Linked DNA regions of Homo sapiens: regions 1 and 3 are each linked to region 2. The links are chromatin loops, found by intact Hi-C in ENCODE. Cell type or tissue: gastrocnemius medialis. All regions are shown on one strand. Links, peaks and the distances in the headings refer to the core of each region. The heading gives the core; the rest is flanking DNA.

What was found. A loop is a pair of places that touch in the nucleus more often than their neighbours do. Peaks named below come from ENCODE experiments on the same cell type or tissue, not always from the same donor. Only the 100,000 strongest peaks of a DNase experiment are listed, where the experiment ranks them.
Region 1: it touches region 2 in a loop (4-fold over the local background); 6 of 110 quality-filtered maps call a loop at or near these places.
Region 3: it touches region 2 in a loop (9-fold over the local background); 35 of 110 quality-filtered maps call a loop at or near these places.

What each region holds. Positions count from the first base shown.
Region 1 is chr7:46,772,677-46,777,194 of GRCh38, forward strand. No RefSeq gene overlaps it. Among named protein-coding and RNA genes, the nearest start is that of SNORD151, 690 kb to the right of the region's middle. In gastrocnemius medialis, for the core only: no CTCF peak of the experiment used is centred there; a DNase peak (open chromatin) is centred at 2,105; H3K27ac peaks cover 2,199 bases.
Region 2 is chr7:47,252,817-47,257,334 of GRCh38, forward strand. It overlaps LOC124901628 (a long non-coding RNA gene), which reads right to left and starts at 1,798. Exons shown (of 2, transcript XR_007060318.1): 1 at 1,575-1,798; 2 at 1-963. RefSeq lists a silencer at 1,680-1,859. In gastrocnemius medialis, for the core only: a CTCF peak has its summit at 1,796 (motif pointing left); DNase peaks (open chromatin) are centred at 965 and 1,705; H3K4me3 peaks cover 783 bases; H3K27ac peaks cover 1,440 bases.
Region 3 is chr7:47,180,251-47,184,768 of GRCh38, forward strand. No RefSeq gene overlaps it. Among named protein-coding and RNA genes, the nearest start is that of SNORD151, 280 kb to the right of the region's middle. In gastrocnemius medialis, for the core only: no CTCF peak of the experiment used is centred there; no DNase peak of the experiment used is centred there; H3K27ac peaks cover 2,052 bases.

The DNA of each region.
Region 1 (4,518 bases), core at 1,062-3,561, 480 kb before region 2:
AGCCTGGATCCTAGGGCCAGGAATGCTAAAATATACTATACTTAAAACTGAGAAGCTCTGAAGCTCTAGGACCTTGTAATCCTGCTTACTCACAGTGGGAGAGAAATGAGATTGGTGTCTATAAAATGGGATGTGGTTGCTGCAGGACCATTTTCTGGGGATTTTGGACCAACCTAGTTCTCCCTTTGTTTTGCTTGTAGTTTTCAAGAATAACTATAGTATGTGCTGGGAATGCAACATTCTAAAATTAGCAAGGAGCAGGCCAGAACAATCTGTGCTCTGTTCCGGCCCCTCTTCCCCCAAGTAGGATGTCCTTCAATTCTTTAGCCCAGCTCACAAGGCCCCAGAGTATACAATCCAGGGTGAGCTGTCTTTCAGAATCCCTAAGCTGCAGTGCAAATGGGGCACATAAAGAGGAGACACCATCTGCCCTGGGCAATTTTCTCAAGCTTTGGGGGACCAGCTCACAATGGATCCTAGGCTTCTGTTGGCACATGTTGCCAATCTGTACTTAATGAATCCATTTCATGTAACTTTCTGGGCTTGAGGGTTCTGTCTCACCAAACTCAGACAAGTTGGTAACCAGTGCACAGCAAATCGGCTTCACAGTTGCTCAGATGCTCATTTATAAGCTTGCATTTAAAACATGTCTGTAATAAAATGAATGTGAGATAAATAAACTAAGCCTACAAGTGGACATTAAGTAATTGACTTAGAATTTCATTCTGAAGAAGTAGAGTGTTAACTTATGGGAGCCCCTACAGGGGGATACACCTTGACACAGCTGACTTCACACAACCATTGCTGAAAGAAAGACATGTTGATTTTGCCTCAAATCAATCAATCAATAAAATATTTATAAATACCATAAAACCCCAATTTTTAAAAGAATTGTAATGCAATGTAAACAAGAGGGAGGCTCAATCCAAGCCAGCCCTTCCTCTCTCTCTCTCTCTCACTCCATAGTCAGCCTTCCAGCTGGCTGCATGGAGCTTGGTAGGTGGGATCAGGGTTTGGGTAAGGGTAAAAGGGGACATTTTTAAAGGATGCTGTTTGGCAGATGGCTCACTCCTCTAGGACTGGTGAAGCGAAGCGGCAGCAGGCATGCTCAGGGTCTACACATAGGTCTGGTCTGCAATGAGGAAGCCTCTAGGATAGACATAGAGGTTACTCTTTTTTCCCTTTTGGGCTAATGGTGAAACTTCCAGAATGCAGCATGAGGCTTTTGGTACTAACTCCTCCACCATTAAGTCCATCTGAGGATGATGACAGAGAGACAAATATATTGAGGGAGGATTATGCTCTAGGTGTAGACAAACTGGAAGACAGAAAGTTGTGTTAACGAATGTTCACATTACTTTTGAGGAGTGTGTGTGTGGGTGTGTGTTCTTGTGTGTCTGTGATGTATGTGTTTTAAGAGATTAAAAAAAGAATAATTGTATCAGAAAATATAGGCTGCCCACTTGAAGCCTTCTCATAGCAAAGAGTAATGAGGGCCTTGCAAGTCTGCCTGCCTTCTTGGTTCATTGGTTCCTATAAATACATGGATTTGGAAGAAGTATCAAAGATACACATTAAATCTTTTTTACATATCATGTATTTTTCTCAATAGATTAATAATGAACAAAACTCCTTTAGTCCTTCTGTATTTTATTTAGTTACACACAACATTAAAAACCCAATAAAAAAGAAAAGAAAAATATAACTCTTCCAAAAGTCGAATTTTTGATTGGTCCACACTTGCCCTCTGTCCCAAGATCCTTTTTTCCAGGATCTAACATAATAGGTCTAGTTTTACATTCTTTTTTAGTGCACTGTTTATATTAATATTGGCTTGTAAATGCTTGGCTGTGATAGACAGCATGTGAAGCTCCCTGTGATCTCTGAGTGGCTATGGTCTTGAATCCTGGGGATGAGCACTAATTTTCATTGTCATTACTCTATTGCACAATTACTTTTCCTTGTATTGCTAATAAGCAGCTTGTCTCTGGTTATACACTCTCACCTAGTTGGATTTTTTTTTCCACTGGAGTAAGAAAAGCTACATGAAGCAAGTAGAACAGAACAACTTGTTCCCTATGTGCTGGCCATTGGCCTGCGTGGGCATCCAGCCCTACCATGGAATATCTTTTCTGTAAGCAACAATAGAACCTCATTACAACTGGGATGCTTATGACAGGGCAAGAAGTCTCATAACTATGATTTTTTTCCTTTGTGCTACTCTTTCTACTGATCACTAGCAAACCTCCCCCCAAAATTGGGTATTGTATCTTTCCCTAAAGTTATCCACTTATCCATAATCTTCTTGAGCCAAAAGTGACTCCAGAAATCAATGTATTCAAGCAATATCATTTGATAATGTTGTTTATTCATCTAAAGTGAACTAATTATCTATCAAGATGTGAAAGTCTTATGGTATGCCCAATTCTTTTTTTCAAAGTACAATGAATTTCTTCAAAAGACTGTAACTGTAATGAGCCCTGAATTTCTACAAACAAGCTCATCCAAGAAATCTGTATACTGTCCAACACTCACCCTCCCAAAACAAAACTGGTCATCCCAGCTTCGACTCATCTATTATTTTATACAACAAATGGGAGAGATTTCCAGTTGTCCAGGCACTATGCTGTTTGTTGGGATTATAAAAATTCACCCAGTGAAAACATCCCTGTCTTCACAGTTATATTCTACTGAGCAAGGAACATATATAAACAAATAGTTACAATAGGGTATCAGAATGTTAATGATATAATTCAATACAGGGTAAAAATGAATACAGATTCAGCATCATCAGTTATTCCCTGGAACATCAGAAAAGACTTTAGAGAGTGTTAGTCACAAAACAGTCTAAATGTTCAATAAGAGTTTTTAGTTATGAAATGGGAAAGTGATCTCAGGAGAGATGTGACTAGATAATCTATGGTAGAAATTACACGATGACCTTGGGAAACTAAACTAATTGGGCATGGTCAAAATTTAAAATCTGATCTCTATTGCTATGAGAGTTGAGATAGGAGAGACAGGCAGGGGACTGGTAATGGGGACATGCTAGGAGCTTTCACTTCCTTCTCAAATCCTCCTCAACCTCACACAAATAGAGATTAGAGCCTTATGTCCCTAAGCTGCTTAAGTCTTCAGCTTTTAAGACTCCATAGTATACTATTCAAATTTCATAATCATACATTACAATGTGTTTTCAAGGACTATTATTTTATTTGTCTGAAACATTCTCTCATGGCTCATTATTTCACAACTGATCTTCGTGCATAAAACACTGTTTATGTGTAGCACATTCTATGAAACATAAAACCAATGTTTCCAAAGGCACTGTTTTATCATGGCTCATCTAGATTCCAAAGTCCACAATAACCCGGATGATCCATGTGGTCATATCATGCTCTTCACAAGTACATGCCTCTGCTTTATAACACTTGCAACAATATTGACTCAACTGTCCCAATTCCAATTCTTTCTGGGAGTGAGGGATTATGCTTCTCCTTGCTCTCAAACTCCATTCTAAGTCCTGAGTTTGTTCATTCTAAGTCTAAAAAAAAAAAATACATAAAAGAGAAACAACCCTCTTTATAACTTCAAAATACCTCAAGGTCACCAAAAATCTTACCTCTAGTATGAAGGACTTGACAATAATATATAATGACTACTTAAACCACAGGACTCCTAAATTCCATCAGATTAGAGGCTGTTACCTTAACATTTGGTGCTCAATGAGCATTTACTGAATAAGGTGAATAACTGATTAATCTCCTACCTTGTTCCATGAGGGCAGGGATCATACCTGATTTATTCCTGGCACTATGTCTGGCACAAAACAAATGGTTAATAAATGATTGTCAAATGAACTTCCCCTTTTCTTATGACACAAAACACAACCTTATGTTCTTGGTACATGATATACATTATGTTCTTCGTACATGATTATCACCACAGGACTACGTTATTTTTGCTGTCTCCTAGTGCCTTTATTTTATGAATACATGTCTTCTTCCTCTAACAGAAGGCAAACTTGTCATTATTTTCTTCTGCTTATTCAATGCAGCAAACATTCACTGAGCCTACCAGTTCTGTTATGCATTTAAAGGATACAACAATAAATAAGATGTAGTGACTCAAGGAACAAACTCATGAAACTAACATGTTAACACCTGATGAACACATTGTGTCCCAGAAAAGTTGATAGGAAAAGATGTTTAATTCTAATGAAGAGAAAATGGAAGACTCTGGAGAAAGGGTCTCTTGATTTGGCCATGTGGATGCAAGAACATCTATGAACAAAAGGGGGCAGCAAAGTTTGGGAACGTCTAAAAAAATGAGTGTAACTAAGATGTAGAATACATGAAAAAGAATAATGAGGGGAGAGGTGGAGCAAGGTGGCAGAATAGAATGCTCCACTTATCATCTCCCCAACAAGGACACCTATTTAACAACTATCTACACACAAAAAAACACCTTCATAAGAACCAACAATCAGGTGAGCACTCACAGTATCTGGTTTTAACT
Region 2 (4,518 bases), core at 707-3,206:
ACATGAGATCTGATGGTTTTATAAAGAGGAGTTCCCCTACACAAGTTCTCTCTCTTTTCCTGCCGCCATCCGTGTAAGACCTGACTTGCTCTTCCTTGCCCTCCACCACGATTGTAAGGCCTCCCCAGTCATGTGGAACTGCAAGTCCACTAAACCTCTTCTTCTTCCCATTCTGGGGTATGTCTTTATCAGCAGCATGAAAACGGACTAATACAAGGTGCCACTGCACTCCAACCTGGGAGACAGAGCAAGACTCTGTCTCAAAATGAATAAATAAATAAATAAATAAATATAAATAAAATAAAAATTGAGGGGTTTGGAAAGGCACTTCTCAACAAACAAACCTTACTTGGGCACATTTGGATTATAAAAAATAAACCCCTTCTAAAAACTATAAAAAATAAAAGGGGCAGAATCAATAATTTATCCTGATTTTTCTGCAAAAACTATTTCAGGGACACAAAATCAGATAATTACAACAAGTAAATGCCTGAAGTAAATAAATAGAGTAATTCTAGCTAGTACACAAAAAGGAAAAAAATAGAATGTTGCCATGGTGTGACCCCCTTAAGTTACAATACTAAGAGGTCTTTACTCGTCATAACAGGAATAGTCTGGTGTTCTGGGGAAGGTGTTAATACCAGAAATAGGGGAGCAGGGGAAACACCCCAAGTTTGCTTGGTAGGATCTTGCAGAGGAGGCTCAGGAGCTGAACTGGATAATTCAAACAAGTCATCTGGCTTCTCAAAAGTCCTCATGGGGAAGTGTCAGATCATGCAGGTGTCCACAGTGGACTGGGACCTGGGCAGCACTGAGTTCCCCTTACTGACTGCACCATCCATGAGCTGAGCCTGCCTTCTGGGGAAGGAGGGGCATCTCCAGGAAGGGCAACCGGGCCAGGTCAGAAGGCCTCCTGTGTCTCCGGGGCAGTGTGGTCTTCTTTCAGGAGAGAGTGAGTCATCACTGAAGGAGAACAGAGCGAAGGCTGCACAGTCCAGCAGTACTGGGCCCAGACTCTCAGCCCCTTTCTGGCCCTGCCACGCTAAGATAGGATCATCTCCCTCATGGATGCAGCTGATGTGTGCGTGAGCACACGCTTGCCAGGCAACTGGCCAGCACCGGCTGTCTCTGCAACGCGGAATTTACAAATGCCCTTCCCGTGAGGAAGGAAGAGTAACCCGATTGATTCTCCGCTACCAAGCAAGCCCTCTGCCACTTTACAGTGCAGTAACTGCTTACAATGATTCCCCTTCTCGGGAATCGCTTTTCTAGCTCTTCCTCTACAGTCGGGGAGCTGAGCCCCCAGAAGCCAGCAGTCACACTAGTAGGGCAGGGCAGAGCCCGCTTGACCCCTTCCTTGGGAGGGGGGCCTAGCGCCGGGGCGCGTTTCCTCTTCGCGCTGCCCTGTCCTGGCCCGCCACTGGAGCCGGTAGCCCGCAGGGCAGCGGGGGCGGAGGCGACCCTGGGGGTGGCCTGTGGGCCCCCCTGCGAGATCTCGACGGTTCCTATCTATTCCATTCTCCCTCCCCGTCTCCCTGAGCCCCGCCCCTGGGTCCCTTGCTGGAGCCGCTCACCCCCTCCCCCGCAGGCGTTGTGCTGGGCCCGGGGCAACTTCCCCAGAACGTCCGGCCACCCTGCGCGGAAGCACGCCTGGCAGAGCTGCTGAGCCAGGCTCAGGTCGCGGAGTAGCGGCGCTCCGGACCGGCGGAACACGGCGTCCTCGGCTCAGCTTCGGAAGCGCCCCCGCCCCGCCCGGCGAGCCCGGGAATGGCGCGCGCGCCCCCTGCCGGCCACACCGGGACCAGCGGCACCCACAGAGGGCGCGCGGGCAGGGCGCGAGGCGGCAGGCCCCTCTCTTCCTCCCGACCCTCGCAGGCTGAGCACATCAAAAGGCAGGCTTCCTTATGGGTGCTTTCGTTGAAATTCAGCATTGTGGCCAGTCTTGAAAGTACAAAAAAAAAAGAGGGCAAATGTGCTGCACCACTTTAACACAACTTCAGTGACCCTGTTGTCTTCTTCTCTCAGATCTTCCTTCTGCTGCTGTATCTGCATTTCCTCATAACGCCAACAATAATGAGAGCATGGCCCGGGAACCCGCAAACTTTTTTCTGGAAAAGGCCAGATAGTAAATGTTCCTGGTTTTGTGAGCAAGATGGAAAATCGCCCATAGACAATATGCTGAGCCGACTGAGCCTGTGCCAGTCCCTGGGAGCCGACGCTAACTGGAAACAGCCAGGCCAGTTGTGCAAACTGCCCACTTGTTCATTAAATCGAGGCAGGTGTGACTTCAAGGCTACCACTCTCTGGTCCTTGTCAGGTGCAGGCTCTGTTAGAGGTTCCTGCCACATCCCTGCCTGGGCCACAGGGCCGTCCCTGGGTCCCCAGGTGTCTCTCCAACCATAACCCTGCCTGGGCCCTGCTATGTCATTTGAGCCATGAGGCCCCTGAAGATCAGTGGCCCCTGCTGCCCTGGGCCCACAACCTGTCACTAGCCTGTTGGGGTTTAAGGGTGAAAAGAAAGACCTCAGACACACATATGTGCACATGCATGCACAAACACACGCATGCACGCACACACACGAACATGCACCAACATGCGGACCCACTAACCCGGAACCACTGGGTTTCTGTGGCAGTGAGAGTAGGAGAAAGGCCTAGGATGCAGCTTGTAGTGAACTCTTATAATTCCATGTTACCATTCCCAACAGAGGTTTAACTTTTTCCTACCAGAGGCAGGGCTTACTCACCCTTAACACAGTTTCCAGCTCTCCACCTCCTTCCAGTTCCTCAATGTGATCAATCCAGACATCTGCCTTATACAAACACCTCCTGGTGACCACTGCCCTACGAGACAGCTGGATACAACCTACTTGACTCACCCCACTGACCCCACATGGACCTCACAGATATGCTGCAATGACCACCTCTCAGTCATGGCGTGATTACATGGAACCGGTGCCTGCTTGCTCTAAACCCATCAATTAGAACTCCCTATGGGAAACCTGCCTGGGGTAGACCCCTGGACCCCACTTAAGGCCTCAGCTTACAGGTCCTCCTCTCTCTCGATCCCCACCCAGTGGTTGTGTGTGTGTGTGCCCCAGGCAGCTCCCTCCATTCCGCTAGCCATGTGAGGTATTCTGCCTTCTTCTCTCTGGGATCTGTGAGGAATATGCTGCTTCTGTGACTCTATGTGCTTTGTCCAGTTGCCTCCTCTGTCTCCCCGGACAGATGCACCAGAACCTAGCTCCTCTCCTAGTCAGGGCTGGCCTAAAGAGTGGCTATCTTATTGGGAATAGCTGGAAACAGGTCAGATGGGAGCCACAAGGAGTCTGCCAGTATGAACAAGATTCCTGTGAGAGCAACACCAGACCATGGGTCTCACCCTCAGGCATGAGGCCACCTGCCAGGATAAAGAAGAATCTTGTGAAAGGCGTGCTGTACACATCCACCACCAAATCCCCGAGGCCCATTAGGTGGGGCACAGTTTATAGGAACTCTGCAGAAAGAGACCACAAGACCAAATCAGAAAGAATCACAACAGCCTCAGCCACATGGTTCCCTCCATGAGCAGAGGCACCCACAGCACCGAGGAGAGGGGAGGGGAGCTGAAGAAAGGGGAGGGGAGAGTAGGAGAGGATGTCTTCAAGCCACCCTGTTTTCAGCCCCACAGGCCCCGTGATATGAGAAGCACAGAGGGTTTCTCCAAGTACAGAGAACAAAACAGGAATAATCCTCTAGTTCTCCTTCCACATCCTCATCCTAGGGCATTTTTATTTATGCAGAGTACACACTCCCTGTCTTGTACCTCACTTTCCTAGGTGAGGGTGCCCCCTAACATGCTGGCTTGGTGGGTGTTTTCCTGGGTCATCCCCAGCGGGCACCTGAGCCTGGGCTATGCAACCTGCTGCCTCCTCCTTGTAGGAGCCCCCTCTCCCAGCTGTAGGTCTCTTCCTCTCAAAGGACTCAGCATCAGCCTCATGCAAGAAATATCCTTGGGAAACAGTGGCCTGACAAGAAGGGTGAGGGTGAAGGAAAGGCTAAGAATTGGGCAGCCAGGAGATGGCTAGAATTGGCTAAGAATTGGAAAAATTGGAAAAGGCTAAGAATTGAGATGGAGACGGTGAGGGAGGAGGGAAAGGAACAGTGGACCCACTTTGCTGATAAAGGAGCTTAGGTCAGAACAGCCTCCAGACACAGAGAGGAATGGCCTCCAGGTATGAGGGCAGCAGAGGGGCTGGAAATGGGAAAGAAGAGTGGCCTCCAGGTATGAGGGCAGCAGAGGGACTGGAAATGGGAAAGAGTACAGGGTGTGGAGGAAGAAGGGGCAGCCACATCACTGCAGGAGACTCTGGACAAAGGAACATTTTCCTCCAAGTACCCAAGGTGCTTTGGTATGACACCATCTGGTTGTAAATTGATTTAAGGATAGGAACAGAAATTTGATCAAAAGTCAGAAATATTTTCATACCTTTGACCAAATCGTCCTCCTTACTCACTGGAATTTACATCAAAGAAGTG
Region 3 (4,518 bases), core at 1,020-3,519, 72 kb before region 2:
AGAAAGTGTTTCCTCTTCATTACACAAGTTCTTCGTAGAAAATAATATATAATATTTCTTTATTTGGGTTTTCTTGGACAAATCCTCTATAGGGCAGCAGTTTCCCATGGCAGCTAGGCCAAGAGATTCCTGATCAGAGACTGCCATCTGCTGGATGAAGGGGATGGCCAGAGGCTTCTGTGCTTCGTTTTGTTTTGTTCTGAATTCTAAGAAACAAATTGCAGGGCAGATGGGGTCTGATTAATGCAGAAGGGAGTGCTTTTGGCATTGATTGACAAGGAAATTGGCTTTTCTGATGCAACCATAATGGATCAGCCATGGTTACGGCTTTCCCCTGTGTTAGCCCTCAGTAGGGTTATGTCTACCTCATTTGGCAGAAAGTTAAGGCTCAGCGAGGCTAAACCACAAATACAGAGTTACCCAAGTAATAAGCAATAGAACTGGGACTGGGACCTTGGACTATTAGATCCCAAAGATGCTTGATCATCCCAGAGTGAGTCAGAGGCAGTTAGAGGATGAGATTCTTAGGCAAGGAAGGAAGTGAGATGCTAGAAGGGTCGCAAGGAAGAAAAAGAGAGAAAGAAAGGGAAGAAGGTTGGTGGTGGGACCTAAGCTCCAAACACTCTCCGTCCTCACCAGGATGGCTCAGGATGAACCCAGAGCTCTCACATAGATGGACAGACTCACAATGGCCAGGAAGGAAAAAAAAGGATGAAGACCACAAGTAGGTATAACCATGCACTTGCAGAGAAGAGGGGGCATATTGGGCTGTGAGATTGTATAACCAGTGCATCAAGGGACACGGAATCAGTGGCACCATTTCCTGAGTCTGCAGTATAAAGGTTAGCTGGCTGCCCAAGGAGAAACACAGCAAGTCAAAGAGAGGTCAGAGGTTTCTCCCTGAGGTCTTTATACAGAGATCATGATGTAGCGTAGTCAAGGACAGCCTCACCGATGTCCTCATGGCGAGCAAAGTCATGCATTTTACAGGGCTCTGTCTTAGAATGTCCCTGCAATGTACATTACATTTTAGGAGCATTCAGGAAAAGTACTGCAATAAAAGAAAGCCATGTGGTCCCCAGAGCACTCTGATGATGTGGCTTAAGGCTGGGACCAAATGAACAGTATTGAACACTAGCAAATGCCTAGGTGCTTGTCTCCGTGAGTTTTCTTTGCGACGCATTTTGACAAGCGTGGGATAGCTCTGAGTTTGACATTTTATCTTCTGAGATGAAGCTGGAGAGAAGCCAGTCCAGGCATCCCGTGCTGCAGTGGCTTTTAGGGGAGCTGAGGACGGCAGTCTTCCTGTGTCCAGGCCCCCCAACCAACCTCCTCCACAGATGGGCAGAAGAATCTCAGTGAACTGCATTAAAATTGGTCTTTACCCCATGAAAGATTGGCAGTGGTGCAGGAAAAAGAACAAAGGGCCAAGCCTCAGTCTCCCCATCATCAAATTAGAAGAGTTAGCTAGATCCGTGATTTCAAACTTCCCTCAATCCAGCTCCCTGCTCAGCCCTGTCCCAGCCCGGCCCCAGAGTCCTTCCCTGAGTGCTGCAGCTGCAGCAGGACTGAGAATTCCCACCCTGAATGCTACAGCTGCTTCCCAAGTATGAAGCTGAACAAATGAATTTTCTCACCAACTTGCTCACATGTCTGACCTGACAGTGCACCTGTACCTCAGCTCCTCCTCTCTGCAGTCCGCCTAGGGCCCTCCCCACTACACTAAAGAGAGGCGTTACCTGTCCTAGGAATAGCACACTGTTCCCTGCTCTCCCCCCACCATGCCCCAGCAGCTTCCCAAGCTTGGCATTCCTACCAATTCATGTAAGCCAATCCCAAAGGACTCTATTTATAGTTTTCAAATATTGGCACATGAGCTGCTTCCAGCCTGCCAGGTACTTTCTGAGAAAGAACACAGTACAGCTCTCTCTTGCTCGCTCTGCCTCTCTCCCTCCTACCTCTCTCCTTCTGTGTGTGTCTCTCTCTCTCCCCAAATGCTGCTTTTAAGCCTATCAGCCCCTTCACCAGGGACTGTGAACACAAAGACCAATGCAAAAAACATCTTCAACTGAAGCCATTCCAAATTGGAAACAAGCCACCATCCATGGAGAGTTTGGGATGGTTTGGAAAAAAGTATTTTGCTATTGCCAAAGTTCTAATTCAGCATCCTTTGAAATCTTACATTCAAGAAGTAGTCCTTATATAACACAAATTTGGTGAGAACATTCCAATGCTCATCATTCAGGTGTCAGGAAAAGATCCAAATAATAAAAAACTTAAATGAGTCCTTATTTTTTTTTCCACTGGGGCACATATGGCATTCACATGTAAGAAACACTCATAAATGTGTGCCCAGTATTACCCACGACTCACTGGAACCCCAGGCCAGGGGTGGGGACCACAGACACTGAGTGATGGTACAGGAAGAGGAAAGGGGTAGGCCTCCTCCACTGGGCAATGGTTTACTTCTGTGACAACAGGGTCTCCATAGCACAGCATGGTGCCCAGCATGATGATGGGCATCGTTCCTGCACCCTGGGGTCCCCAGAGCTGTTTGGGGTCCCACTGATGGGATGCAAGTAGAGATACCGGACAAGAGCTGGAGTGAGCTGAGGCTGCTAATGTTGCCCCATGGCAGGCATCAAAAGTTTCTTCCTGCCCAGGCTGGGTTGGAGCAAGGAAGACCCTAAGCCTCCCCAGCATCTACCGTATTGTTAGATCTGGAAGTGGGAGCCCTCAGAGAGTATAACTTTGAACCCTATCACAAAATGCTGATATAAGACACAAACAGAGAGCATTCCCCTCTCTGTGCCTTGGCCCACACCTGGGATTGGTGGAGCCTCACATCTCTATGACCTTTAACCTTCACCATCACTGCAGTTGCCTGACTTCTCTTGTTGCCAGAACACACAGAGCTCATAACCAGGGAGCATTTGCAGGTATTTCTGCCTCTGTCTGGAATGCTCTGTCTCCTCTCCTTTTCACTCTGCCACCTGGCTCTCCCTGTTGGAAGGGCCACTATCTGAAACTGCCTTATGTCTTCATATGTTTCACGTGTGCAGCTGTCTCCCCTAGTAGAATGTAAGCTTCAGGGGACAAGGCACTGTTTTATTTATCACCATACCTCCTGCATTTAGCATGTTAATTAGTCATAGTATTTGTTCAATTAGACATGGCAAATTGATACTAGCTACTCTTTATTGAGTACCTATAATGTTGTCAGAGAGTTCACATGCCTTCTGGGAAGTTCCCAGAACAATTCCATGAGACACAAACCTCACACCCAGCTTCAGTCAAGCTGGAATACTATCATTAATATATGCAAATTCAGTAAAGGCAGCTTTATATGAAAGTAAGGTACCATTCCCTGAGCCTTCTAATGGGCCATCTGACCAGGGGAGCAGTGGGAGTAGAGAGAAGTGGGTGAGTCCCAGGGTCAGATGTGGAGGGTGAAGCATGTTCACATGTCTGTGCTCCTAGGAATGTACCCCTGCATCTGGGGTGATGCTTCAGCCTCACCCACAGTGCCCTACACACCTGTCATGCACCATTTACTGGAATGGGTTGTTAGGAGAACGTTCTGCACATTTACAGGGTTTAACCTTCATCCTGGAGAAAAATCACAGCCCTCAAGCTTCAAAGATTCTCATAGAAAATTTCTGGAAAATAGAGATCTCTAGAATTACAAGTCAGAATTGATGTGATTCTTCTGAGACTGAACTTGGAACCAATACAAATGAGAAAAAAGCAGAAAGAATGTGCGCCAGACCCACGTCTGCCCCACCCCCCGCCACTGCAGCCTTCTACTCCTCCCCACCCCGTCCTACAGAATCCAGTTCTGACCACCGCTGTCACTCAGCGTCTCTCCAGTTATCCCCAAGGGGCTCGTCAGTACCAGAGAAATGTAAACTAGAACCACGATCCAGTGCCCCTTTGAACCATCAAACTGGCAAAATATAAAAAATAAGAAACCAAGCATTGGTGAGGATGTGGAGCAGTGGAAACCCCCCTACACTTCCAACTGGAAGGTAACGTGGCCCAACCACCTGGAAAATCAATTTGACAAAATTTAACAGAACAGAGCATATACAGACTCTACAACACAGTCATTCCACCCAAAAGAGACAAGTGCCCATGTGCTTGGGAGACGGCCAGCTGTGCAGAATGGCTCTCTGCCCACTGGAAACCAAGGAGGGAAGGCAACAGCCAGCACTCCCTCGGGAGTACAATTAATAAACAGGTTGTGGTATCTTCTTCGCACATGAAATATCATAGAGCAATACCAGTAAATGAACTCACCACATCTGCAGGCTTAAGAAAAATCATAAGACCAAACCAGAGAAATTAATAAACTACAGTTACATCAACAAGTTACAATGTTTCAAACACATACTATTGCCTGAATAAAAAGTCAGTTTCAGAATGGTGGACACATTGTAATTCCATGTACATAAATTTCACAGTAGGCTCCACTAAGCAACTAAGCAATGCATTGTTTTGAAGAGTGGATGTCTGAGA